2 separate regions of the Mus musculus genome follow, and region 2 is linked to region 1. A link is a loop called in an ENCODE intact Hi-C map of the cell type or tissue named here. Cell type or tissue: heart. All regions are shown on one strand. Links, peaks and the distances in the headings refer to the core of each region. The heading gives the core; the rest is flanking DNA.

Region 1 (16,714 bases), core at 4,898-12,897:
GCAGTTGACTTAAACACGGGCTGAATAATTCAACTGTCCCAGTAGTACAAAGGTTGACTCAGTGTGTGTGTGACCCTGGGGTGTGGTGCAGATGTCGGAGATCCCGGAGCCACACTTGGCTGTGAGTCGGATCTGAGTGTGAGGAGGAGTGGCCTCTGTGGTCCTTAGAGCACACATTGGCTTTCTTCCTCATCTCCCTGGACCGTCCACTTGGTCTAAGTGGGGAATGGAATTCTTTGGTACAGTGCTGAGCTTGGCAAAAGCACAAAACCAGGAGCCAGATTCCACGTCACAGTGCCTAGCCTGTGGCTGTGCACGGGTCTGTGCCCCCTAAGGCCCTGCCATCAGAGGCTGCTGGGAAGCCTGGGCATCTGCCTACTTCTTCCCCAGCAGTCGGTGCTGGCCATGGGCTCTGCTGTACCGTGTGGTAAGGAAGCAAGCTTCAAATAGAACAGAGTAGACATCTGAGGCCTGTCCACGCTGGTGTGGATGGAGTAGGGAGCCCTTTCTGCAGGAGTGAGGCGTGGTGGCAAGAGAGTAGCACTGGGCACTGCCCTTCCTTGATCCTGGAGGGGAGGAGCCAGCCGCCTTGAACCTGTTTGAGCCTCCACCTGTCACACAGGCCACTCGTGAAGGAAGCAGAGAGACAGGTCATCTTGGCTGTAGTTCCACAGGGTGCTGTACAGACCCAAGGGTGCCCATGGAGGTAGGTGCCCTCTGCCCATGCTCTTCCTAACAGTTAGGCCGGCAGCTCTGGCAGAGAAAAACACTTCCTCTGTGTTGCTTATTCCTCTGGTCATCTAGAAATGTCCTTTGGTGAGGACAGATGGATTAGTGTGTCTCATGAGAAAGTGAGGTATGGCCTTGATGTTTTATGCCTGAGGGTAGTTAGCTTTTCAACACCCACTGTGTAAGAGGGGCGGGGAAGAAAGGGGACCTGGTGCCATGTAACACTGGAGCAAGGTTGGCTCAGGAACAAAGCGGCTGCAGGGTGCCTCTGAGCTTGGGCGTGGGGGAGAGCCTGTCTGCGGGCTCGGGACCAGCACCCTTAGCCGGCTTGGAAGGACCCTGACCCAGCTCAGACCAGGTGGGCCTACTTCTGTCACAACCATGCAGACTCCTGAATGACCTCAGGGTCCTTCTATGGGGCTGTTGTCCATTTGCCCCTCGCTACCACAAGGCTCCTGTCTTGTGGCCTTGGCAACATCTACAGCCACAAGACATAGTAAGTCTTAGCCACAAAGCAGCCAGGGTCTGAGGACATCAGCGGAAAGGCAGCTGACTTGGTGCTCTTTTCCTAGCAAAGAAAAGAGGAAGGCCAGGGATAGGGTATAGAAAATGGCATATACTGTAGCCTGAGGTGGCCCACATCCTCATGCACAGGTCTAGAGAGTCACAGACTCAGAATTCTTGGTTCCATTGTCTTGCCACAGGGCCAAAGTTAGGATGTCCCAGAGCTGTTCCTAAAGGCTCTGGGGAGAACTCAGTCTTTGTCCTCCCAGCTACGCGGCTTTCCTTGGCTTGGGGTCATATCAACACTCAGCCTCTGCTTGTGTGGTCATTCACCTTCTCTTTCACTTGCTCCTCCCAGCCTTTTGTAGAAAACACATGTGAGAGCTCAGCACTCAGGAGGCTGAAGCAGGAGGATTGTCTTGAGTTCAAGACTAGACTGTCTTGAGAATGAAAACAGACACCGTCCATTGCACTGGTTAGCCGTCCATTGCACTGGTTAGCCTCTTCTCTGAGGCCTTCAATTGCTCCTTCAAAGTCTGCGCTGGCCTGGAAGACTCCTGGACAGGGGACAGTAGCAGCCTCCCCCAGGAGGGAAGACTTACTGGGTGAGGACACATGGCCAGAGGGAGACTGCACAGTGAAGCAATAGTTGTCATGCACTTTCAGGAGGTTCCAGATGGCTCTGTGTGGTCAGAGGACATGTGCATCCAGGTGGAGGGAGCACACGTGCCGGGGTCTGGGCACATGGACTCTGCACTGCAGAGCTGTTCTCGTCTGAAGTCATGGTTTGTGGGAGGCTGGGCTGAAAAACAAAGTGAGGTGCTCTGCAGGCTGTGACTGGTAAGGAGAGCTTGTAGGTGAGAAGGGCAGACAGGCAGACCCCTCCTCCGCATCTGGCTTTATTGTCAGCAGGTCTGGGAAGGATGCTGAGTGAGACCCTTGTAAGGGAAGTCATTGTGTGACAGCTCGTGACTGCTAAGTGGCAGAACCACAGCTTGGACTCTAGAGGTCTGAAGTCCAAGTGAGACAGAAACATGGCTGGGGGAATGGGACCAAGCTGAACTGATGCCTAGGTAAGGGGAAAGAAGAGTGCAGATGCCCCTAGGTTGGTCCTCGGGGCTGGGCAGCCCTTAGTGTAGAGAGTTCTGCCAAGAAGCTGATTTGATACCAATTGGCCTGCCTAGGGGAGGTGCCTAGGCTACAGAGATACCTAGAATAAAGAACGTGGGACTTGCTAGCCCCTGGGCCAGCAGAGACATCTCCCTGTCTCTAGGACAGTGTTTGGAGAGGCACAGATAGCCCAGGTATGCAGACCTGGGCATAGGGCTGTAAGAAGGAGGAGGAAAGGGCGGGAATGTGATATTCTTGAGGTGGTCGGCAGGGCGCTGGAGCGGGGCAGGAGACTGCTCCTGCATGGACTCCCAGATCTTCTGTTCACAAAACAAGCTGAGTGCTCAGTGTCCCTGAGAGGGCAGTCCAGGAGCACACATGAGCCAGCCAGGTGAACAGGATGCCTGCAAACCAAGGGAGGGGCTGGGACACCAGTGTCAGCCCATTGGGGTAGCCCATAGAGCTCTTCCTGAACAAAGATGTGGGGATATAGGCTGTGGCTCACAGGAATGCAGAGTTATTGATCAGGGACAAGTTTGAGGGTTCTAGAGACTAAGGACAATGGCGTGTCATGGTGTTTACCACTCTACACAACAGTCATGTGTTTTGGGCCTGTGGCTCATGTTGGGCAGCTGAGTGGCTAGTTCCTCAGGGCCTTGATCTAGAGCTGTGCCCTTTCAGATGACTAAAGGAACCTCACCATGGTGTTGATCAGTCAGCCCCTCAGCTGGTGCATGCTGATTGTCTCTTGGCTCCTAGCTCTGAGCTGCGTGCCAGAGCTGGAGCAGGAAGCCCTGACTTGGTGAGGCTCCCAACAGAAGGAGAGCAGATGGGGGAGTCTCCCAGGACTCCTTGGGTGTGAGTGAAGCAGCCATGCAGAGAGGGGCAGGTGTCTGGGCCAGTGGAATGGTGTGAGGCTTGCTCTGGAAGTGAAGACTAAGAGGGAGGACCATTGAGCCGTGGATGGTTACATAGCAAGTAGTGCAGGCTGGGGTGGCGGCAAAGGGCTCTCGGAAGAATAGCTGTAGAGGAACTGGGGACTGCTGGCATGTTTGGGTGAGCGGCGCTCCTGCAGATGAGGGACCACTACAGGAAGGAAAGGATTGAGGCCACTTCTTGGCACTGTGTGACAGTTTGAAGTATAACATTTACACCCAAACTGTGACTTTTGTTCCTGGTTTCCATGGGGATTCTGACTTGCTGGCAATGTTTGTGGTAGCCTCAGCTATTCCTGAGGAGGATTGGGATAGTCACCTTGAGGTTGGAGAACTCAGACTTATATTTTGAAATAGTGTCTAAGGTGCAAGTTGGAATTGGAGCGTGGCAGTATTTGACTCTTGGCAGGGCTCAGCACCATGTCCGGGATGAGGATACAGCACTACAATCCTGGGTCCAGCCTCTGATGCCATAGCCATAGAGAGGAGTGTGTGAGGCAGAGCCTCCTCCCAAGGAGGTCCCACCAGCATGGGCTGGGGACACTTTGGGGTGACCAGTTCTGCAGCCATTGCTAAAAAATGGCTACCTTGCCAACTGGTCTTAGCACAGGAGCCCCAAAGTGCTCAGAGCCTTCTCCTCCTGCCTCTGCTGTGAGCAGCAGGCTCTGCACCCACTGTTCTCCTTGGACCTGACCCTGGGCACTAAAACCTGAGCGCGGCCAGGACCGGTGACCTACGGCATGGGCACAGAGCACCTCTGTAGCTCCCAGACACCCGAACCTTGTAGTTGGAGTTCATGGGCACCCCACAATCTAAAGCTACTGGAACCCCAAGCCCTTTCCAGGTGCTGCCTGGCAGCATGTACCCATCAAGTCCCCTGAGGTGCTGTTCTCGGATCTGTTGAGGCAGTGACAGTGGCTGTGGCTGGTATGCTTGCAACCCATAAGGGAAATGCCGTGCTGCATCCAGATAAAGGATGGAGGGGCTGAGAGCAGCCCTGGCCACGCTGGAGCTAGACACCTTCACTACAGCCAGCACTGGCTTGGAGGCTTTGTGGCACTGGGCTTTTGAGGTATGGTAGGAGAGGCAGGGCATGCAGTGAGGGTTGTGGAGGTAGAATTCCCAGCTTCCTCCAGTGCTCTGGACCTGTAGCTGTGCCATAGTGTAGAGCCCAGCTTGGGCCTGGAGCCAAAACCATGCACCAAGTTCGTAAAGTGAGCAACATGCAAGACTCAGTTCCTGTACCTGCTTGTGTTAATAGAAAAGTGCCACGGACTGCATCAAAACCAGCAGCAGTGTATTCGCCCGCACTACCTTGAGTTTGCTTTGTATTGAAACAGTGCAGAGCCTGCCCAGGAAGTAAAGACTCAGTGGCCCCAGGCTGCAGCGTGAGAGGCACTGAGGTGCTGGGGCTGGGCAGCAGTGAGTGCTGGGAGACCTGGGCATGGGGTGGCTGGGGAAGTGAGGTGAGTCTCCCAGCGGGCAGCCACCTCACTAATGCTTCATCTGACTACCTGCTGGGGTCAGGTTCAGCCAGGACTGCACTGCCAGGAGGAGCTGTCTTGCTTGAGAGACCTTGTGTAACCCAGGACTGGAGAAGTAATGTCTTCCACAGCCCACTCACTGCTCTCCTTTTCCTGACTTAGGTCCTGTCCAGAGTGCAGTCTGATGCCCATCCAGCCCTTTGACCAGCGGGAATGGAATGAGCCTATGCACTCCCTCCGGATCAGTGTAGGGGGCCTTCCTGTGCTGGCATCCATGACCAAGGCCACGGACCCTCGCTTCCGCCCCCGCTGGCGGGTGATCCTCACGTCCTTTGTGGGTGCTGCCCTCCTCTGGCTGCTGTACTCCCACCATCAGGGCCCAGTGCCAGGCAGGCCCCCCACCCACAATGCGCACAATTGGAGGCTCAGCCAGCAGCGCATCTCTCATTACAACGACACCTACCCCCTCTCCCCCCCACAGAGGACTCCAGGTGGGATTCGGTACCGAATCGCAGTCATTGCTGACTTGGACACGGGGTCCAGGGCCCAGGAAGAAAACACTTGGTTTAGCTACCTTAAGAAAGGCTACCTGACCCTGTCGGACAGCGGGGACAGGGTCAGCGTGGAGTGGGATAAAGACCACGGGGTCCTAGAGTCCCACCTGGCAGAAAAGGGGCGGGGCATGGAGCTCTCAGACCTGATTGTCTTCAATGGGAAACTCTACTCCGTGGATGACCGCACAGGGGTCATCTACCAGATCGAAGGCACCAAAGCAGTGCCCTGGGTGATCCTTTCTGATGGCGATGGAACTGTGGAGAAGGGTAAGTGAGCCCCTGCCGTGGGCCGAGCTCTTCTCAGCTGCCACTTTGGCGTCTGGCAAAAGTGGCCTAAGGGAACAAGGGTTTCCTTTGGCACAGTCTGCGGGTGTGGCCCATCATGGTCGGTGGGGAGTCACAGCAGCAGGTGTGGGAGGCGTCCACAGGAAGAGAGATGAGCCCATGCCGTGGGGCCACCTATGTCAGGGCGGGCCTTCCTGCCCTTGTTAACACAATACAGAAACTCCCTCACCTGCATGCCTAGAAGTTTGTTTCCATGGCGATAATGAATCCCATCAAAGTGAAAGTGACACTCAAGATCTAGCTCAGACAGTGACCCAAGTGCCTGTCAAAGACCCTGCATACCCAGGTGACCCTTGATTCAGCTCGGCCCACAGCAGAGCCTTAGGGGGCTTACATGAAGCTGTTTCTAGAACTCTGAGCTGAGCACTGGGAACCTGCTGCTGAATGGGAAGCCCTTTTCAGAATGAGCCAAGGCTATGTCCATTGCCACCCTCACCCCTTCTGGGACCCTGGTCCTTGTCATGTCTTCAGAGGTGTCTTAGGATCACACAGTATGATCCCCAGCAGGTGGCTCACCTTCAGGGCTGGATACCCAGTGATTTACTGCCGTCCCAGGCTCTAATCTCAGTTTATTGGGACCACAGGTCAACTGCTGCTACTCAGCCTTGCTCTGAGCCCACCCAGTACAAGGGTCTGTATGCTGAGCAGCAATGACTCCTGGGAACAGAATCTGATATTAGCTTCATGTGTAGCAGGTAGGACTCAGGATGGGGGGACAGAGCTATCTGAGCCTTTGGCAGCTCTAATCTGTGCCTCACAGCAAGCTGAAGACCACTACAGACTTCCTGCAGTGGAAGGAGGGCCACAGCAATCACCCCCTGTACTGTCTGCCCAGCCCTGCCTGGGTGATAAAAGTCTTTTGTGTTTGTCCAAGGTTGGGCTCTGGGGAGTGGCAGTCTCCACTTAGGTACAGCGGTTCTGTTGCTCACCCATTTCCTGCCCGCAACCATAACCGGCAGCATTGTAAACTTCTGTTGTGTGGGGCAGTTCTTCCCCTTGAGTAGGAAGAATGCAAGTAATCGGATGCTAAGGATGCTAAGGCTGAGCTGTGGCTGTTTATCCAGAAAGGTCAAAAGACTAGCCGATGGGGCAGCTGCTCATGGAGGCAGCTCAGGGGACTTGAGAGGTCTCTGGGGCTACCAGGAACCAAACCAGGCCCTTAGAGCCACTCTAGGGTGTCAGAAGCTGCCATCCTCCTGCAGCCAGAGCTTCCTAGGGGCTAAGGAGCTTGCAGGGACGTTGGAGATAGCATGTTTGGAAATGTTAGGAAGGAGAATGTATTGAAACTATGTAGGCTTCATTGCCAGCCTGTATCAGGAGGCTTGTATAAGGTCAATTAGTTGAAGGCAGCTTTGGAGTAGATGCTCTGACGTAAAGACAAGGGTGGAAATGATCACTGCCTTGTCCTGAAGACCCTGTCATTCTTCTTCCTCACATGATGATAGTCTAAAACCCTGGCCAGTGAGAGGCAGGAAATGGGTAGCCCTGTGGTTAGGTGTAAGCTGTGGCCCTTGGTGGCAGACAATGGCTGCACACAGCCTGCTTGACCACCTGTAGCACACGCAGCTCCTGGGGCTGCTGGCGTCACAAGAAGTGGGATGGGGCTGCCAGTCCTCGGAAGCTGAAGGCTGGCTGGAGAAGTAGCACGGGAGGTCTGGGAACCGTCTAGTGTGGCTCTACAGTGGTCACACGTGACAGGGCTCTTGGAAGAGAAGGGGTAAGGAAAAGGAGGACATGGACTCCAGGACCCAGCACAGGGCTTCCTGTCTCAGCCTCCAGTGAAGCTCAAGGGTGGTAACTTCTGAACACAGCTGACAGCAACACAGGCAGGAGATTGGCAGGGTGTGGGAAGTAGGCCCAGGGTCTCAGACTTGCCTCCTGTTGCCCCAGGTTTCAAAGCTGAATGGCTTGCTGTGAAGGACGAACACCTGTATGTGGGCGGCCTGGGCAAGGAGTGGACCACCACGACAGGGGAGGTGATGAACGAGAACCCTGAGTGGGTGAAGGTGGTAGGCCACAGGGGCAGTGTGGACCACGAGAACTGGGTGTCCAGCTACAACGCCCTGAGAGCAGCCGCCGGGATCCGACCACCAGGTAAGACGATTCTCTCTACGTGCCCCAGTATCATGCTCTCACAGCTTGCTCAGCTTTGCTGAAGATGCTGATTCACCGTATCCAGTGAGCCATTTGTCTCTGTCCCTTGCTAGCCCTAACAGGTGACCCCTCATCCACAAAAAGCCTGCCTAGCTTGGGGCCCTCATAAACACAAGATAAGTAGGCCTGAGCTGCCATCCCCTGGGCTCTGAGGAGTGTGACCTTTGAATGAAGCTGAGGTGTGAGACAAAGGGCAGCAGGGAGCCAGACCCAGAGAGCTCTCCCATGCTGCAATGGTGAGCTGGTGCTTCCCTCGGCCTCAAACACTGCTGGTGAAGGCTGCGGGCCCTGCAGGGACATAGGGCAGCCAGTGAGGGATGCTCTGCAGACTCAGTGTAGCTTTCTGGCTGGGCTGTAGTGGCTGCATGGTTGTCCCAGGTCGTGGAGAGTAGGTGCAGAGCTTGAGGTTAGAGGGAAGATGGAGTGAAGCCCCCAAAGTGTAGCCTCGGGTGGCAAGGCCCTTGAGAGGAAGGCTGTGCCGGTCAGCAGGGCGTGTGCTGACTGCGGGTCTGTACTGCTACCTCAGGCTACCTCATTCACGAGTCCGCCTGCTGGAGCGACACACTGCAGCGCTGGTTCTTCCTGCCTCGTCGGGCTAGCCACGAACGCTACAGCGAGAAGGACGATGAACGCAAGGGCAGCAACCTCCTGCTGAGCGCAGCCCAGGACTTCAGGGACATCTCTGTGAGGCAAGTGGGGACTCTGATCCCCACCCACGGCTTCTCATCCTTCAAATTCATCCCCAACACGGATGACCAGATCATCGTGGCTCTCAAGTCGGAAGAGGACAATGGCAGAATCGCCACCTATGTCATGGCCTTCACGCTGGACGGCCGCTTCCTGCTTCCAGAGACCAAGATCGGCACTGTGAAGTACGAAGGAATAGAGTTCATCTAGATGAGTAAGCTCGCACGCCCAGAGGGGCGAGGGCCAGCGGCTGTGTTACACCAGGACTCATAAAAACCGGGAGCGCCTCCACTCGTTTGCTTTTTTTCTTTTTTTAACTAAGAGCTGTGTTCCTGGCTAGAGAATTTCATTATAGGGAGCTGAGCCCCGGCCCATATGGGTGTACTGCTCGGAGACTGGGAGCAAGGGGTCCTATACAAGGAACCCCAGGTGCTCCGCCCACCCGCGCTCACTCTGCACTGCCACTTGGTGGTAGGGATTGATCACTGCTGCAGCTATCTTCTGAGCCTCTGGCCTTCAGAATCCAGCCATGCCTTTCCCTGGTCTCTGGCCTTTCCACCACTTCTCTGTCCAGTATGTGTCTTTGAAGCAGCCCCGTGTTAAACCCTAGCTTAACCCTGGGAGCACACAATAGTCTGAGGTAGGCCTGCCAGCCAGGCACTGGGGGGGGGGGGGGGGGGCCCTCTTTCTCCCATGTGACTCTGGCATTCCATATGCTGCAGACCCCTGGAAAGTGAATGTTTACATGGCAGGGTGAGGGCCACCCCTTGGGAGGCACCTGCCCACACTCTGGAGCCTCTCTAGCACAGGATTGCTTGCGAGCTGTTGATAACTTCATTTCTCCCCTCAGGAGGATTTTTGTGCTGTACAGCCTTTTAAAGTCCAAATTATTAACTTATTTTTACTAGAGCAGTTTCTTTTCCTGAATAACAGAGTCACCAGACTTCATCACACAGTGACAGTGGAGTTCCCACATGCACTTCCAGGAGCGAGGGACTTGTCCCCACACCCACAGTGGCGACGTGAGCTTTTACAGAAAGAGTCTCAGCATCCCTGGCCTCTGCAACTTCCAAGGGCTGCCATGCTTTCACCCCTCAGCAGTGGTTGAGGGAGGGGCTGCACCTGACTGGAGACCTGCCCTCATTGGCTCCTGGTGGGTGTTTAGCAGCCTTCTCTCTAGGGAGGCCTCACTGTTTTCTGCTGTCCTGTTCTGTCCATGTTCAAAAGAGCCAAGGCAGCAGAGTCAGGCTCAGAGGTCATTCTGCAGGCAGCAGCACCTCACCTGCCTCCGGCACCCTTAGAACAGGACACCGGTACTGCTGTAGGCACAGGGCCCTGATGACCGTCACAAACCCCTTCCACAGGAAGCCACTGCCACTGGGGCCTGACTACCCTCAGTACAGCAGGCTGCTGCTGACTTGTGGTGCTGAGGTCTTCGTGTACTGTTGTGCTGGGAGCTCAGCCAAACCTCCTTGATGTGTGTCAACTGTGTTCGGTTGTGTGATTCTGAGCTGAAAGATGAAATGAGAGAGGTTGAGAGAGACCTGGGCCCCTCGCTGAGGAGCCTTCCACATACCTTCCTTTCCCTGAGCAATGATTGTGTCTTTCCATTGTTTTATAAACAATAAAGTGTCAGGGGAATGTGGTTCTCTTGTCTATGTTGGCTGTTGCCAAGGGCTCTGCCCCAGGAAGTCTAAAGAGGTGGGATGCAAGCCTTGGGGTCATGAAATGGCCCCTCACCTCTCCAAATGAGGCCCAGGAAGTGAAGCCCCGTCTAGGCTTCCCAGGCTTGGGTCTGATGGGAAGAGCTGTACGGAGAGACTGGCTCCAGCCCTTCAGGCTCTGTCCTACTCCATTTTCCCACTCTGGCAATTACTAGAGTCAGGACAGAGCCCGAAGTGCTGGATCCTGAACTACAGCAGACACAATAGGCCAGGCTTGGAATCCCAACCTCCACAGGCCACGACAAGGAATAGTGATGAGTAGAGAAAGATTTGTGGCCACATCAGGCAGTGGGACAAGGAAAAGGTCCAGACTGGGCTAACAAGGAGGCTCAGTGTGAACAGTGCCTGCCACACAAGCCTGACAGACAGAGTGATCCTCAGAACCCATGGTGAAGGAGGGAACTGATGACCCAGAAGCTGGTCTCTTAACCTTCACATGATCCCTGTGGCATCTGTGCTCTTAACACGTGCATGCGTGCACACGCATACATACATACATACATACATACATACATACATACATATACCACATGCACGCACATACACACACACACACACACACACACGCGCGTGTGTGTGTGTGTACACATAGAGGTACAGTGACTCCCACGCCCACCTTTGGGGTCTGCCCATCACTGACCCAGCACTGTGCCTGGTCCTGACTCCTGGGTTGGGCAGGTAGCCTGACAAGTCAGACCATGTGGAATCCTTCCAGGAGACGAATGTCTCCTCTGGCTGGCACAAGCTCCCTTCTCAGGTGTGAGAATCCCTGGGAAAATTCCAGTTTGAGACCTTAGTTGTCTGTAGGCAAGGGGAGGAATGCAGGCGTCTCTCTCTGTCTTCCCTGTCCTCCATTTTCTATGTAGAAGATAGGTCATCCCAAAGCCGCTGTTCAGGGTTGCAGTGGGGGATGTCTTCTGTGGCCAGAGAAATGGAGACTGGGCCTGGTTTCCAAGGCTGGGCATAGGAAGCCACAGGTGCAGAGCAGAAGAGATGAGGTGACGGGAGGGGAGCCCCATGCCTTCCAGGGTTAGACACTTACTCGTTCATTTAGGTTTTTTGAGACAAGGTTTCCCTGTGTAGCCCTGGCTGTCTTAGGACTCACTCTGTAGACCAGGCTGGCCTCAAAACCACAGAGATCTGTGTGCTTTTGGTTCCCAAGTACTGTGATTAAAGGCGTGGCTACCACCAAGCTGGACACTTCTTTCCAATGCTGCTATTCTACTGGGGTCTTTGCAGTTAACAACTGCCTTGGCACTGAGGGTCTGTGACTTGCTGAGCACACAGTGGTAGGATGGGACTTGGCGTCTGCTATAGGTCACTGTGGCCCTGACATCTTCAGGACATTACCCTGAAGAGGTCTTGTGACCCTCAGACCCCTGTGGTTAAAGATAAGCGCAGTTTGGGGGGGGGGACCAGGATGGCCAGGCTGTCATGCATGTCCTGTGTGACTGAAGTGGAAGCAGGGTCACCCGCCTTCATCCCCTCAGAAGTCTCAGATGTGTCACATGCATCACCGAGCAGCTCGAGGGATCTGAATGTTCCCTGGGCCTGACCTCTTGGGAAGTCCCCCTGTGTCACAATGTCTGGGCCCATTAACCACCCATCTGTTGGCTTTGGAGTAGACATAGAACAGTGGTTCTCAGTTTCTAATCCTTTGAGGTTACAGATCAGATACTTTTGCATTGTACTTCATAACAGTAGCAGAATTATAGCTAAAAAGTAGCAATGAAATAATTTTATGGTCCAGAGTCACCACCACATGAAGAATTGTATTAAAGGGTCTCAGCATTAAGAATGATAAGAACCATAGACAATGGGCCTGCTGTGTACTACACACCCTGTGATAGCCCTGTCTCTGTGACCTGGCTTCCTGTCCTCCAGTGGAAGCCAGATCCCAGGCCCTGGTTGACAAAGGGGCTGACCCAGGATGGAGGCACCAGAGACTTGCTGTTTCCTGGAGCCACCGGCCAGTCCAGGTACTGACTCTTCTCCCAGCTCTTGTCTCCAGGGGACACCTCCATCCCCCCTTTCACATTCTCAGCCAACGGTGACAGAAGCCACAGTTCAACAAGCTTGGGCATGTCTGCAGAGTCAGTCCTAGCCCTGCCTGTAGCTCTCAGCAAGGGTTTCCTAGGACTGCATGACCCCTTAGCCAATGGAAACTTCATGTCCAAGGGAAGCAGTCCTTGAGTGTCCAACCCTGAGCTCTGGGGCTCCAAGCTTTTTGCTGATCCCAAAGGAACTGTACCCCAGAACTCCCTTGGGCTTTCAAATACCAGTGCCCCTCCTCCCACAGGCTGATGTGGGCATTGGTGTCTTCACAGGTAATTCTCATGGCCAGCCCAGGTTGAGCTGCACTGACTGAGGACTCCCCAAGTAGAAACCAAGACCTGGGTTTCTTGTGGAGAAAGGGGAATAGGTATAAGCCAGGCAGAGCCTGGTCTGAATCCTAGAGAGTCGGTCACTGTGGCCGTTGGGAGATTGCATTACCAAGTCAGGCGTGTATGGGAGCCAGTGTATCTGCTTACCAGCTATTGCCTGGGTTTGGTCTCCAGGGCCTTGGAGCCTTCCTCTCTGTTGTCATACCTAGGACAAAGAACTCAAGGCACAGGATAAAAGGATTTGCCAGACCAGAACTGGTGTAAAAAAAAAAAAAAAAAGTAGACACCAAGGACAGAAACCCAGCCGGTGAATTCCTGAACCATACACCTGAAAAGGAACAGGGTGATTTTATACCAATTCTGAGTCACCTGGCTTTGCCTCCTGGGCCATTTGTGTCAGACCTTTTGAATAGTGTTCAAGAGGACAGTTGGGTGTCTTGAGGTAGGAAACCTTACAGTGCTGGTGCCAGGGGAGCTGCAGGGAGCTGCTGGGAATTAGGCCACTGTCTAAACATCATAAGTCTGGGGAAATTTGCCTTTGTAATTTTAGTGTATCTTACATGTTTGGAACTTTTGTCTGCATGCATGTATGTGTACCACGTGTGTGCCTGGTGACCATGGAAATCAGGAGAGGGCATTATATCCTTTAGAAATGGCATTATGGGTGACTGTGAACAGCCATGTGGGTGTTTCAAATGGAACCTGGGTCCTTTGCAAGAGCAGCACGTGTTCATAACTACTGAGCCATCTCCCTAGGCCTCTTTGAATTATATATATATATTTTTACATTTATTTACTGTGTGTGTCTACATGCATGTACATACATGCCACGGTACACTTGTGTAGATCAAGACAGCGTACAGGAGTCAGTTTTCTCTTACAGTGAGTCCCAGGGGTCAAATTCATAGCATCAGGATTGGTTACTGCAAGTCCCTTTACCCGCTGAAGCAGTTTTGGTGGTGGTAGTTTTGTTGTTGTTGTTGTTGTTTTAGGATTTTGTTTCGGTTTTGTTTCTGTTTTTGTTTTTTTCCTTTGAGGCAGGCTTTCTCTGTGTAGCCCTGACTAACCTAGGACTCACTATGTAAACCAGACTAGTTTCTAACTCACAAAGATCCACCTGCCTCTGCCTTCCAGCTAAAGGTGTGTTCCACCATGCCCAATTAGCCCTACTTTAAAAAAAAAGGTATTGTAGAAACCTTTTAAGATTTAATTTTTAAAATTATATGTGTGCATGCATGAGCACACTTGGGTGTGGGTGCCTACAGAGTCTGAGCCCCTGAAGCCAGTTACAGGCTATTCTGAGCCAACCAACATGGGTGCTGGGAGTTGAACTCAGGCCTCCCATAAGAGCAGGTGGTGCTCTTAACCACCAAGCCACTCTAGCCCCCAGCCCTGCTTTCTGCTTTTAGCCTTTATATCGCTATTCTTGTCTCTCAGGACCACTCTGTGGCCCACATACCTTCGCTCTGCGCATGGTAGGTTTGTGCATAAGCTAAGGGCAGCCAGCATTCCCAGGTCCAGGAAAGGATAGTCCAGCCCACATCCACATTCACAGACACGGTCTGACCCGAGCTGCTGCTCCTAGGCCCTCTTTCTGTATCTTTCCACTCTCCTTCGCCAGGATGCCTGCCTGGCCAGCCTGGAGATGTATTTGCTCCAACCATCCCCCAAGCTGCCCCACAGGGTGCCTGCCTGGCTAGCCTGGACTTATATTTGTTTCATCAGCTCAGTATATCAGCTCAGCACAGGGCGCTTGGGTGCCTGCCCTCTGCCCCACAGAGCAGCAAGCAGAAGGCTATTAGCCTTGCTGACAGCCAACCCCAGAAGCAGCCTCTGTCATGTGTTTTCTGAAAATCGAAACTAGGTGAGGTTTACAAAGCATTTCCTGGGACGAGGCTGAGGAAAGCCACATGGTGGAGCTTTTCTCTGCTGAACAGTCTACAGAAGGCTTCCAGTTGCAGCCAGGAAGGAGGCTCCAGGACTGCCTTCAGCCACTGCCTCGCTGCCTGAGGGACAGTTGAGTCCCTCTCTTGCTCCCAGGTGAGTCTCCACTCTACACAGCATGATTTCTGGCAGGCCAGAGCACAGGAGCCAATACAGTTGGGCAGGATGTCCACTGAATGAACAGCTGAAGGGGTGAGTGGGTTAGAGTTTATCCCCGGCCCCCTCCTGGGTCTGTAGATTCTCTCCCAGGACTAAACCTACCTACTCAGTGGTACTGAATGAGCCAGCATAGGCAGGCTTGTCCCATCTTCCCACACAAAGGAGTAGGGCAGAAACAGCCTCTGTCATCCAGTGGACAGCAACATCCACATACACTGCAATGTTCCCAAGGCCTAGAGCGCCTGACCCAGCATGGACAAACCTACGACCACAGTTTATAGTAAATGCAGGGAGTGGGCACCCAGTGCAGTTTGCCTGGGACTCAGGTTTCCCAGAGCCCAGGCCTTCTTGGGATAAAACTGGGGTAATGCCTTGCCACACGGATGTGGGACTCTCTGGCTCCCTCCACCTCCACCAGGGTCCTTGTGGTAGAAGGAGGCCACCCCTGGGCAGACCCTAACCTGTGCTCACTGGCTGTGTCATCTGGAGTCAGTTGGCTCTCTAGCTTCGGCTCTCATTAGGGATGTGGGAACTTTGTGAGTTGTATATTGTTCTGGGTCTGTGCTTGACTAGATGCAGAAGTCTGGTGGGAACCAGTTGGGGGGTGGGGGTGGGGTGCACAGAACTAAGGGCCAAGTCCCACCCATCAGTGTGTTATAGGACTCAACGGTCAGAGCTTATGCCCAGAAAGCTCCCCTGATAGCCAGACTCAGCCACCCATCCTCCATGGTCCAATTAAAAACATAACAGTGAAAAGCCGAAAAAGGAGATTTATTTAATGTGGCCACACTAAGAGGAATCCAGTGGCCTCCCCCATTAATGGCCCAGAGTCTATTAGGGGATATTAACATGAGGTTTACATAGAGGTATACATAGCTAACTGGCTTGCCTGGGCTGTAAATCCCAGAGTGAGCTGTTATTTCCTGGAGACAGGCTTCCTCTCTGGCTATCACCAGGCAACAGCCTTCTCCTTTCAGCGTGAGACTCCCGGGGAGTTCCAGTTCTGCTGTTGCTTCCGCAGTCGGATAGCCAAAGCCTATCCTAGGATCTCTTCACCCCTGCCAAGATGGCTACAAGTGCCCTGGCCCCCTGAGGGCTTGCTCGTGCTGCTCTGGTGCAGAATGTCTGGGGTGGGGGTTGGTCGGTGGGAGAGGGCTGGGGAGGGGCCAATCCTGGTGCTTCTACTGGACCTGAAATATCTCTACTGCTTGTCTCTGGGCCCCTGGTCGGAGTAACAATTTGTGGCTTCCAGTTCCTGCCCAGGAGACAGAGCTCTGTAGCACCATCCACTACCAGTCCCAAGCTGCCTGCTGGGCCTAGAACGAGTCCAGAGTCCATTGAGGCTGCTGCATTTTGTTCTGTGGGTTGCCCCGCTCCTTGCAGGGCCTGAGGGACAATGCCTGGGTGGGGCACATCCTACATACAGGCAAGAGTCTAAGTATTGAGTCCTGTGTGTCAGCACCGTGGTGGTTGACCCTGACCCACATCCCCAGGTCACATCATGAAGTCCCAGACCCTTCTACACTGCCTCTGTCACTTCCCCTTGAGAGTTCCAACCTCATCTACAATGTCCTCACAGACTGGCAAATCTTGTCCCCTGCACACCCCAAAGGCAGCTAGCTACTACTTACAGATAAGGCCAGCTAAAGATAAAGAGCTCTTGTTTGCTTCCTGGGTTCTCGTTGCCAGGAGCCCTCAAGCCACTTGCCTCATCTGGGGACTCTTGCTGACCTGAAGGTTGTCCTGCAGAGCATGTGAGAGAGGCCTGCATGAGAGCCATCACATAGCCATCTGGGCCTTACACAAGAGTACCACCCACAACACCATCCCATCCTCTACAAATAGGACAGGGAGCCATGGAACTGCCAGTCTCCTTTGGAGAGCTGTTGCCAGTCTAACTTTGTTGTTCTTTCTGCTGCAGGGTTGGGCTTCTAGGCCAGGCAATGGCTCTCCTGTGGCTCCTCTCTGTGTTCTTGCTGGTTCCAGGGACTCAAGGTGAGT
Region 2 (8,000 bases), core at 1-8,000, 320 kb after region 1:
GAGACAACCAAGGACCTGGGCAGAGCCCTGGGCACCATGGTGTATGTCTTCAACTGCTCAGAGCAGATGGACTACAAGGTATGTGGCCAGGGCTGCGGGTCCCCACCCAAGAGCATGTACACCCAGAGTACCCACTAGCACTTGTGGAGGTAGAGGTCCCGGCAGTTCCATGACTGTCCCCTATGAATAGAGACACACACACAGGTAGGAGTACCTGATTGGCGTTCAGTGTGGGGTTAGGGTGAAAGTAGTGGCCACCGGGTGAACTCTGAAGGGGACAAGGACAGGTCCATCAGCTGCAGGGTCATGTCTTCTCAGAGGACTAAACAGGAGGGGAGGGACTCTGACAGTAACAGTCCCAGCATAAAAGGGAGGAGTTGGGGCGCCCTCCCGTTGGACGAGCCCCACAGCCTAGTGGTCCCATCCTGAGACTGAGGACAGTGGCCAAGACCCCTGCTGACTGAAGGTCATACCAGCGTGTCCCCCTCAGGGGCCCTAGAAAAGTGAAGTCTATTGATCCTAGAAGGACTTCTGTGTGAACTCCATGGGTGTGTTGCTGACCCTGCAGGGGACAAAATGGCATAGTCACACGAAAAGATCTTCCTGGAGCCCCAGCCCACCTCAGAGGATCCCTTCCTCCATGTGCATAAAATGAGAAGACAGGGGTAGGGATTGGGGGATTTCTTAACTTGATGTTCGCTTAGAAAAAACGCTGGGACCCTGCGGGTCAGGTGTACAAGGGCGCTGTCTCCAGACACCTGCTTCCTGCAGGCCTCTGGGGGCCACTCCCTCTCTCTGATCTGACTTTCCCTTTGTAGTCCTGTGGAAACATCTACAAGGGCCTGGCACAGACGGGAGCCTGGGGTTGCTTTGATGAGTTTAACCGGATCTCGGTGGAGGTCTTGTCTGTGATTGCTGTACAGGTAGGGCCCTTCTGCTTAGTCTCTGGGTCAGTGGGGGACCCGGAGTTGTGCCCAGTTTTCCTGGCATCTCAGTCACCAGAGACCCTCCTGTCTGACCACCCCAACAGCCAAGCACTGGGCAGGGAGGTGACACAGTGAGGCCTCAGATGCCCTGCCCTGGCTCCCAGGGGCCCTTACACACAGAGGGGACAGTAAGGGTCCCATACAGGGAGGTATAACTGATTCGGCCTGGGGATGCTAACGTAGAGAGCTACTTTGGGTGTGGTAGCTCATGCCTATAACTCCTGCCACTTTGTGATATGAACCCAGGAGGATTGCCACAAGTTCAAGGCCAGCCTGGTCTATAGAACAACCTCTAGGTTAGTCAGGACTATAGATTAAGACTTTGTTTTGTAAGACAGAGAAGGGGAGAGAGAGAATATTTGATAACCCTTAGTTGGCTTTGAGATTGTACTGTTTGGCAGCAAACTAGACCAAAATGGTACAGAATGTCCAACGACCCTCCCTCTGCCTGCCACCCACACACACACACACCCACACCCACACCCACACACCCACACCCCCACACCCCCACACCCACACCCACCCCCACCCACCCCCCAGCAGGCTGTATTTATAGTCTCAAGGAAAGGAAGTGCAGAATACAGACAGCTGGATTGATCACAGCTGCTCTGCCTTATCTGAACATGGTTTGAACAGTTGGCTGCCTGCAACCGGCTGGAACTCAGCTGTGGGCTTCAAGAACTAAGTTACAATATCTCCATGCATCGGTTGGCGTTCACTAGATAATCCATGTAGGGAGAAACCCTTCCCCAAGCTGGAGCTCTGTGCAGAGGTGGCCTCAGGCCAGTCAGGTGAACTTGACAGAAGAGAATGAAGCACTCTGGGCTTTGAAGAACACGGCAGTATCTCAGTATAAACTAACCAGCCAGAGCGGATGGGGAAGGAGTGGTTGTGTGTCCAGGGAATTCCCTAACCCGGCACAGAACAGCAATGGGGAATCCAAGGCAAAGGGGGTACAGGGTGGGGGCCATGTCAACACCCCAAGCTTTTAAACTCACCCGCAGGGCTCTGTGTTTCAAACAGGAGCCCCAGCAGTCCTGGTGCCCGACAGACTGGATAGACAACGGGCTCTGAGGTCCTCCAAGGCTGGCCTCCAATCTCAGATCAGCTTGAGACCCCACCTGCAGAGCCCTAGGCCAAGGCCCGACTTTGGAGGTCCTCACGAACCAGGCCTAGCCGCTTGCCCCAAACCCAGACAGTAAAAAAAAGGAATGATGGATAATGGGGAAAGGAAGATGGTACGGGTCAGGGGAGTGTTAGCAAGAGTTCCAAGGCTACACAGGAAGGGTGCTGGGTACACACACCTAAGCACTAGTGCGCAGTGATGTTCCTAGCATAGAAGTGACCACCAAAGAGAGTCTAAGAAAGGTTGAGGTGACCAGTTCTCAATCTGCTGTCCCTTACCGACCTGTTCACCCAGAGCTAAGTCAGTACATTGTAGCGGAAGCAACATTGTAGCAGAAACAGCTGCTACTCTTGCTAGAATTTCAGTAGGAAAAACCAGTAGGGGTGGGGGTGAGGGCAGGGCTCCTGAACACCCAGGTGGTGAGGAGATACAGGGGTGAGAGGACCCACAGGCTGGGGAAACCTCACCTCTAGAGCTCTCATCAGCCCCCCTCCCACTCCCCAATCTGAGAAGGGCCAACTGAGTTTGCCAAGGTGATAGCCACGCCTCCACCCTATCCTCCCAGGGTCAGTCACACACCTCTGACTCTCTGACTCAGTATTCACTCCCAAGTCATGGGACGAACCCTAGGATGTTCCACGGCACCTGTTTGATGATCTGAATATTTGTGGACACAAAAGAACAGGGACCAAAATGCTAGGAAGGTCCTAGCAGCAGGAGATGCTCCCAAATTCTTGCCCTCTAGTCCTGCCCAGGTGTGAGCCCTGTGGGCTAGAGACTGGGCGGAAAACCCAGCATCACCCAGAGTCACCTACCAAGTCCAGGCGAGCAAGATTTGGGCTAGGGGGAAAAAAAAAATCCCATGGCTGAGAGATTTCAGTCACGAGCCTGGAGCGCCCCCCAGTGGTGATCTTACAGTTTGCCGCTACCTTCCTTTGGTTCCTCTAAAATCCCAAGCAGAGACCAGATTTCTCCGTCCTGGTAAGCAGGAGATGGCCCCAGAGACTCTTGGATGCAGAGTGGCTACTAATAGGACTCTTATGGGTTCTTGTCAGAGAGTTGACAGAATTTAGCCAGGGTCACGGCCAGAGGACACTCCTGAGACAAAAGCCCAGCTGAGGTCGGCTGTATAACACCACGAACAACAAGATCACAGCGGTGGAGGGCAGAAGTCAAGGGCAATGACAGAGTGAAGGCCACTGCTAATTCACAGCCACCACACTCTGTAACTGGCGCGGGGGCTTGGGGGTGGGCCGACAACCCAGCCAATAAAATGCTTACCACACAAACCCACCGGCCTGAGCTCAGCTCCTAAAACCCAAATAAAAAGCCAGATGTGGGCACTGGAGAGATGGCTTTGGGGTTAAGGGCACCAGTTTCTTTCTGAGGACCTGAGTTTGCTTCCTGACACCCATGCCAGGTGGCTCCCAGCTCCAGGGGATTCCGCAGCCTCTGTGGCCTCATCAGGCAGCCAAACACACGGGCATACAGACACAAGCACACACATAAATCTTTTCCTTAAGGGGGGGGGAGCCAGATGCTGCCAGGTCTTTAATCCCAGAACTCAGAAGGCAGGGGCAGATGAGTCTCTGTGAACTCAAGACCAGCCAGGACTACATAGTGAGGGCCTGTTTCAAAACACAAAGCCAGATGCCAGATGTGTAATTCCAGCACCGTGGAGGGGGAGACAGAAGGATCCCTGGGGCGCTCTGACCAGCCAGTCAGTTGGTGAGTTCCGAATTCAACGAGAGACCCTGTCTCAAAAAAGTGTAGAGCAATAGAGGAAGACACTGTTGCTGTCTGGATTTCGCATATGTTCATACCCACACATATGTGCACACATTTGCACACACAAATGGTTACATTTTAATGTGTGTGTGTGTACCAACTGTCTAGGTAAAGTGTGTCCAAGATGCAATTCGGGCCAAGAAAAAGAAGTTTAACTTCCTGGGAGAGATAATAAGCCTTGTCCCCACCGTGGGCATCTTTATCACCATGAATCCTGGCTACGCAGGGCGCACGGAGCTGCCGGAGAACTTGAAGGCCCTATTCAGGTGACAGAGGAGGGATCCGGCAGTGTCCCAGGCTGAGGAGTTAGTGGAGGAGGTGGAAGACCCCAAGGCTAGCAGCTCCCAAGATGGAGTAGGGGTAACAGGACAGCAGGCAGGTCCTGGGGCTCCCCAAGTGGGGGAGGGGGGCGCGGTCCACAGCCGAGACACTGGCTATTCTGCTTAAGGAGTCTCAGAGGAGTCGGAGCAGGCGTGGGGCCTGGAGCTTCCTGAGCTGGGTGTGTGGATGGATGGGGGAGGCTGGAACCCGGCTTCATGTACCCTGAAGGTTGACTGGCAGGGACACGTGGCCCAGGGGAAGAGGGGCGGCTGGCTGATGAGGAGCCAGGGAGGTGAAAGCGGGAGAGACAGCTGCTCGGTCACCTCTCAGGCCCTGTGCCATGGTGGTCCCTGACTTCGAGTTGATTTGTGAGATCATGCTTGTGGCCGAGGGCTTCCTGGATGCTCGCCTCCTGGCCCGGAAGTTCATCACCCTCTACACCCTGTGCAAAGAGCTGCTCTCTAAGCAGGTGTGGTGTGTTCTCCCAGCCCCTAGGGCTCTTGGTCCAACCTCGGCTGGGGGCGGGGGGGGGGCGGGGGGTGGTGATCCATACTTATGTCTCTGCCCCTCCCTAGCCCCGAGATGAACTCTGAGCCTGACAGTGCCAGATGACCACAGTCAGACGACAAGTTCACATCCGAGTTCCCACTCCCCGCAGGACCATTATGACTGGGGCCTTCGGGCCATCAAGTCTGTGCTGGTGGTAGCCGGCTCCTTGAAGAGGGGAGACCCCACCCGGGCAGAGGACCAGGTGCTCATGAGGGCCCTGAGAGACTTCAACATCCCCAAGATCGTGACTGATGACCTGCCCGTGTTCATGGGGCTGATCGGCGACCTCTTCCCAGCTCTGGACGTGCCCCGGAAGCGAGACCTGAATTTTGAGAAGGTAATTCTCTCCCCTCCCCGACGTACACCTCCGTATCCATCCTGAGAAACTTGCCCTTGAGTGCTGCAAGAATCGGGGGCAGGGGGGAAGAAAGTTGCTTCCTGCTCCCCAGCCAGCCCCAGGCTTCAGAACTGATGGCCACAGAGATCTGGAGTCGGGGTTCCAGGGCCGTGTGAGTTCTGGGTGAGATTAGGGGCACAGCTTGGCAGCTCAGCCACAGAAAAGGTTGCCTTCCCGTGCCCTCTTAACCCTGCCACTACTGTGTCTCCCAGATCATCAAACAGAGCATCGTGGAGCTCAAGCTTCAGGCAGAAGACAGCTTTGTGCTGAAAGTCGTCCAGCTGGAAGAGCTGCTTCAAGTCCGACACTCGGTCTTCGTCATTGGGAACGCGGGCAGCGGCAAATCGCAGGCACGTCACCAGCACTAGTCGGTAACACACACACACACACACACACACACACACACGCACGCACGCACGCACACATCACCTGCCTCCCGGAGGCCTGCCACTCACACACTCCTGTTCCCCAGCAAGGCCTGGAGCCATGGTGAACACCTGGGGGTAGCAGCCAACATCACCAGTGCTAGCAATAGGAAGCCAGCCAAGTGTCTGTCTGAACGCCCTCAGGCAGGATCCTTACCCTCTTATGAAACCCATTCCCTAAAACACAAGAACTAGGGGATAGAGAAACTGGGTGTGGTGGTGCACACCTTAATTCTGGCGCTCAGGAGGCAGAAGCAGGTGGATCTCTGTGATCTGTGAGTTCAAGGCCAGCCTGACCTACATAGAAAGTTCTAAGTCAGCTGGGCTGCAGGACAGTGTCTAAGAAAATGGCAAGTCACAAGGGAAACTGTGCATGGCGTCTTAAAAAGAAATTTGTGCACACATGTACACACACACACACACACAAAATATCCTCAGGTGTCCTTAAAATCAGTCTCTCTGAGTGAAAACCGTCCAGAGCTGCACAGAGGGCTGCCCCGTGCAGACCGTCCCCATACAGGACATTGAGCCAGTGGATGCTCCTCACCCGCAGGTCCTCAAATCCCTCAACAAGACCTACCAGAACCTGAAGAGGAAGCCCGTGGCGGTGGACCTGGACCCGAAGGCTGTCACCTGTGATGAGCTGTTTGGCATTATCAACCCGGCGACCAGGGAGTGGAAAGATGGTTGGTGCGGTGCGGTGGGGTGTGGAGCGTTACCTGCAGTGGGGCTCTGAGACCCCGCCACGTCCCTGAGCAGGCTCCCTGAGACCTGTGCGGGTTCTGGTCTGGTCCTGATCACTGCAAAAGGGCTGATGGAGCCCTTGCTGGTGCACTCAGAGCGCAGAACACCTGTACCACCAGGCAGGAAGAGGGAGCTGAGGCTGACCCAGAAGCCCAAGTAGAGGCCCCTCTCACCTCAAGAAGGGACCCCGAAGCTGAGCCCTGCTACACTGACAGCCTCCTGTAGAGCACTCCACAGGGAGTGAAGGGCGGGCCCCTGTCCACCGGTTCGGGGATAGAGGCTTCTTCTGGTTGAGGCTCCATTGGGTTTGCCTCATGAGAAAACTGAGAACTGGGCCAGGGAAAGAGGGGGCTGGGGTGTCGACCATGTAAGCACCTCCTGACTGGAAGCAAAGAGCAGGCCCCGCTCCCCTGCTCCCTGAGGGAGGTGGCACCCCGGCCCCTCTTTCTTTCTCTTTGTGCTTTTCCCACCCACCTCCTGTATACACATTTCTACACGGGTATCGCATCGTGTCTCTCCCCTCGTGGGAGGACAAGCTCCGAGAGGGTGATGGGGCTTTGGTCAAAGCTTTCCCCCCTCCCACTTTTCCGTGCTCGGTACAGGGAGAAAGCGTGGGGTGTGTGCGTGTGAGCGAGTGAGCGGGGTGTCAAGCATGGCCCTGTGACCCTCCACAGGAGGCTGCTGAACCTTGAAGAGCCTCTGAAGGGGCGGGGCGTTCAGTGGTGGGAAAGGGGTGGGGCTGAGGGGTCAGGAGGAGGCAAGAGCAGAGGCTAGCACAGGTACTGAGGAAGGGCAAGAAGCCCCCCACCCCCCCGATGTCCCTTTAAGGGCGGGACTTGCTACCTCTGAGAAACTGAGTGGGCCTAAGGTCAGGCCCACCTAGGCATGACAGAGTGACGGCCACAGAGTGCCTGGCCTGTTATGTAGACCCCTCAGATGGGGCCGTGAGTGTCACCAGCCTGTCTCCCTCCAGGCCTGTTCTCAACCATCATGCGGGACCTGGCCAACCTCACGCACGAGGGTCCCAAGTGGATTGTCCTGGACGGGGACATAGATCCCATGTGGATTGAGTCCCTTAACACAGTCATGGACGACAACAAGGTACAAAACCCCTGGATTCACAGCCAAGCCCCGCCACCACCACAGTATGAGAGAGCTTTACAGGTCATGGGCAGTGCACACACACAGTGGGGGGTGCAGAGTGGGCAAGGTGGCCGGGAGTCTGTCAAGAGCCCCACACAGAAAGTCAGGGACCGCAGACAGCACCTGCCACAATAGACGCTCTCCCGAACCTGCCTGGGCTTCTGCTTCTGCGTGGGCAAGAGTAAAGCTCGAGGTTCAGTCTCCAGCTCACCCACGGTCATGCTGGTGAAACACTTCCATACAACAACTGAGCAGGGCGCTGGGCTGAGGGGAGGCCTGTCCTGCCTGTGAGTGCTGCTGTCCCAGAGGACTGACTTCAAAGCTGCCACCCGAGAGTAGAGGCAACATTCGGGAAGTACAGGGCCTGGGTCAGTGTCCCTCGTGAGGACTGGAACTCACGGGGAGGCCCTGGGCTGGGTGGATAGTGAAGGCTGACAGCATAGAAATGACACTTGACAAGGCACAAATGGCCTCCTAGAAGCAGCTTAAGAAGATGACTCTTCCCAGCACTGGGGAGGGCG

What was found. A loop is a pair of places that touch in the nucleus more often than their neighbours do. Peaks named below come from ENCODE experiments on the same cell type or tissue, not always from the same donor. Only the 100,000 strongest peaks of a DNase experiment are listed, where the experiment ranks them.
Region 2: a loop joins it to region 1, with 2.6 times the contacts of the local background. A loop is called at or near these places in 4 of 42 quality-filtered maps.

The regions. Positions count from the first base shown.
Region 1 is chr11:118,399,722-118,416,435 of GRCm38, reverse strand. Cant1 (calcium activated nucleotidase 1) reads left to right here. Exons shown (of 5, transcript NM_001025617.2): 3 at 4,925-5,583; 4 at 7,552-7,755; 5 at 8,342-10,147. The coding sequence starts at 4,947. The coding sequence ends at 8,712. It overlaps Lgals3bp (lectin, galactoside-binding, soluble, 3 binding protein), which reads left to right and starts at 14,477. Exons shown (of 6, transcript NM_011150.3): 1 at 14,477-14,650; 2 at 16,635-16,708. The coding sequence starts at 16,657. In heart, for the core only: a CTCF peak has its summit at 8,957; DNase peaks (open chromatin) are centred at 7,895, 8,725, 11,735, 12,215 and 2 weaker places; H3K27ac peaks cover 2,223 bases.
Region 2 is chr11:118,078,991-118,086,990 of GRCm38, reverse strand. It overlaps Dnah17 (dynein, axonemal, heavy chain 17), which reads left to right. Exons shown (of 81, transcript NM_001167746.1): 36 at 1-78; 37 at 819-923; 38 at 4,009-4,166; 39 at 4,552-4,690; 40 at 4,880-5,107; 41 at 5,380-5,517; 42 at 6,146-6,278; 43 at 7,310-7,437. Among named protein-coding and RNA genes, the nearest start is that of Dnah17, 46 kb to the left of the region's middle. In heart, for the core only: a CTCF peak has its summit at 3,021 (motif pointing left); no DNase peak of the experiment used is centred there; H3K27ac peaks cover 1,338 bases; H3K27me3 peaks cover 1,333 bases.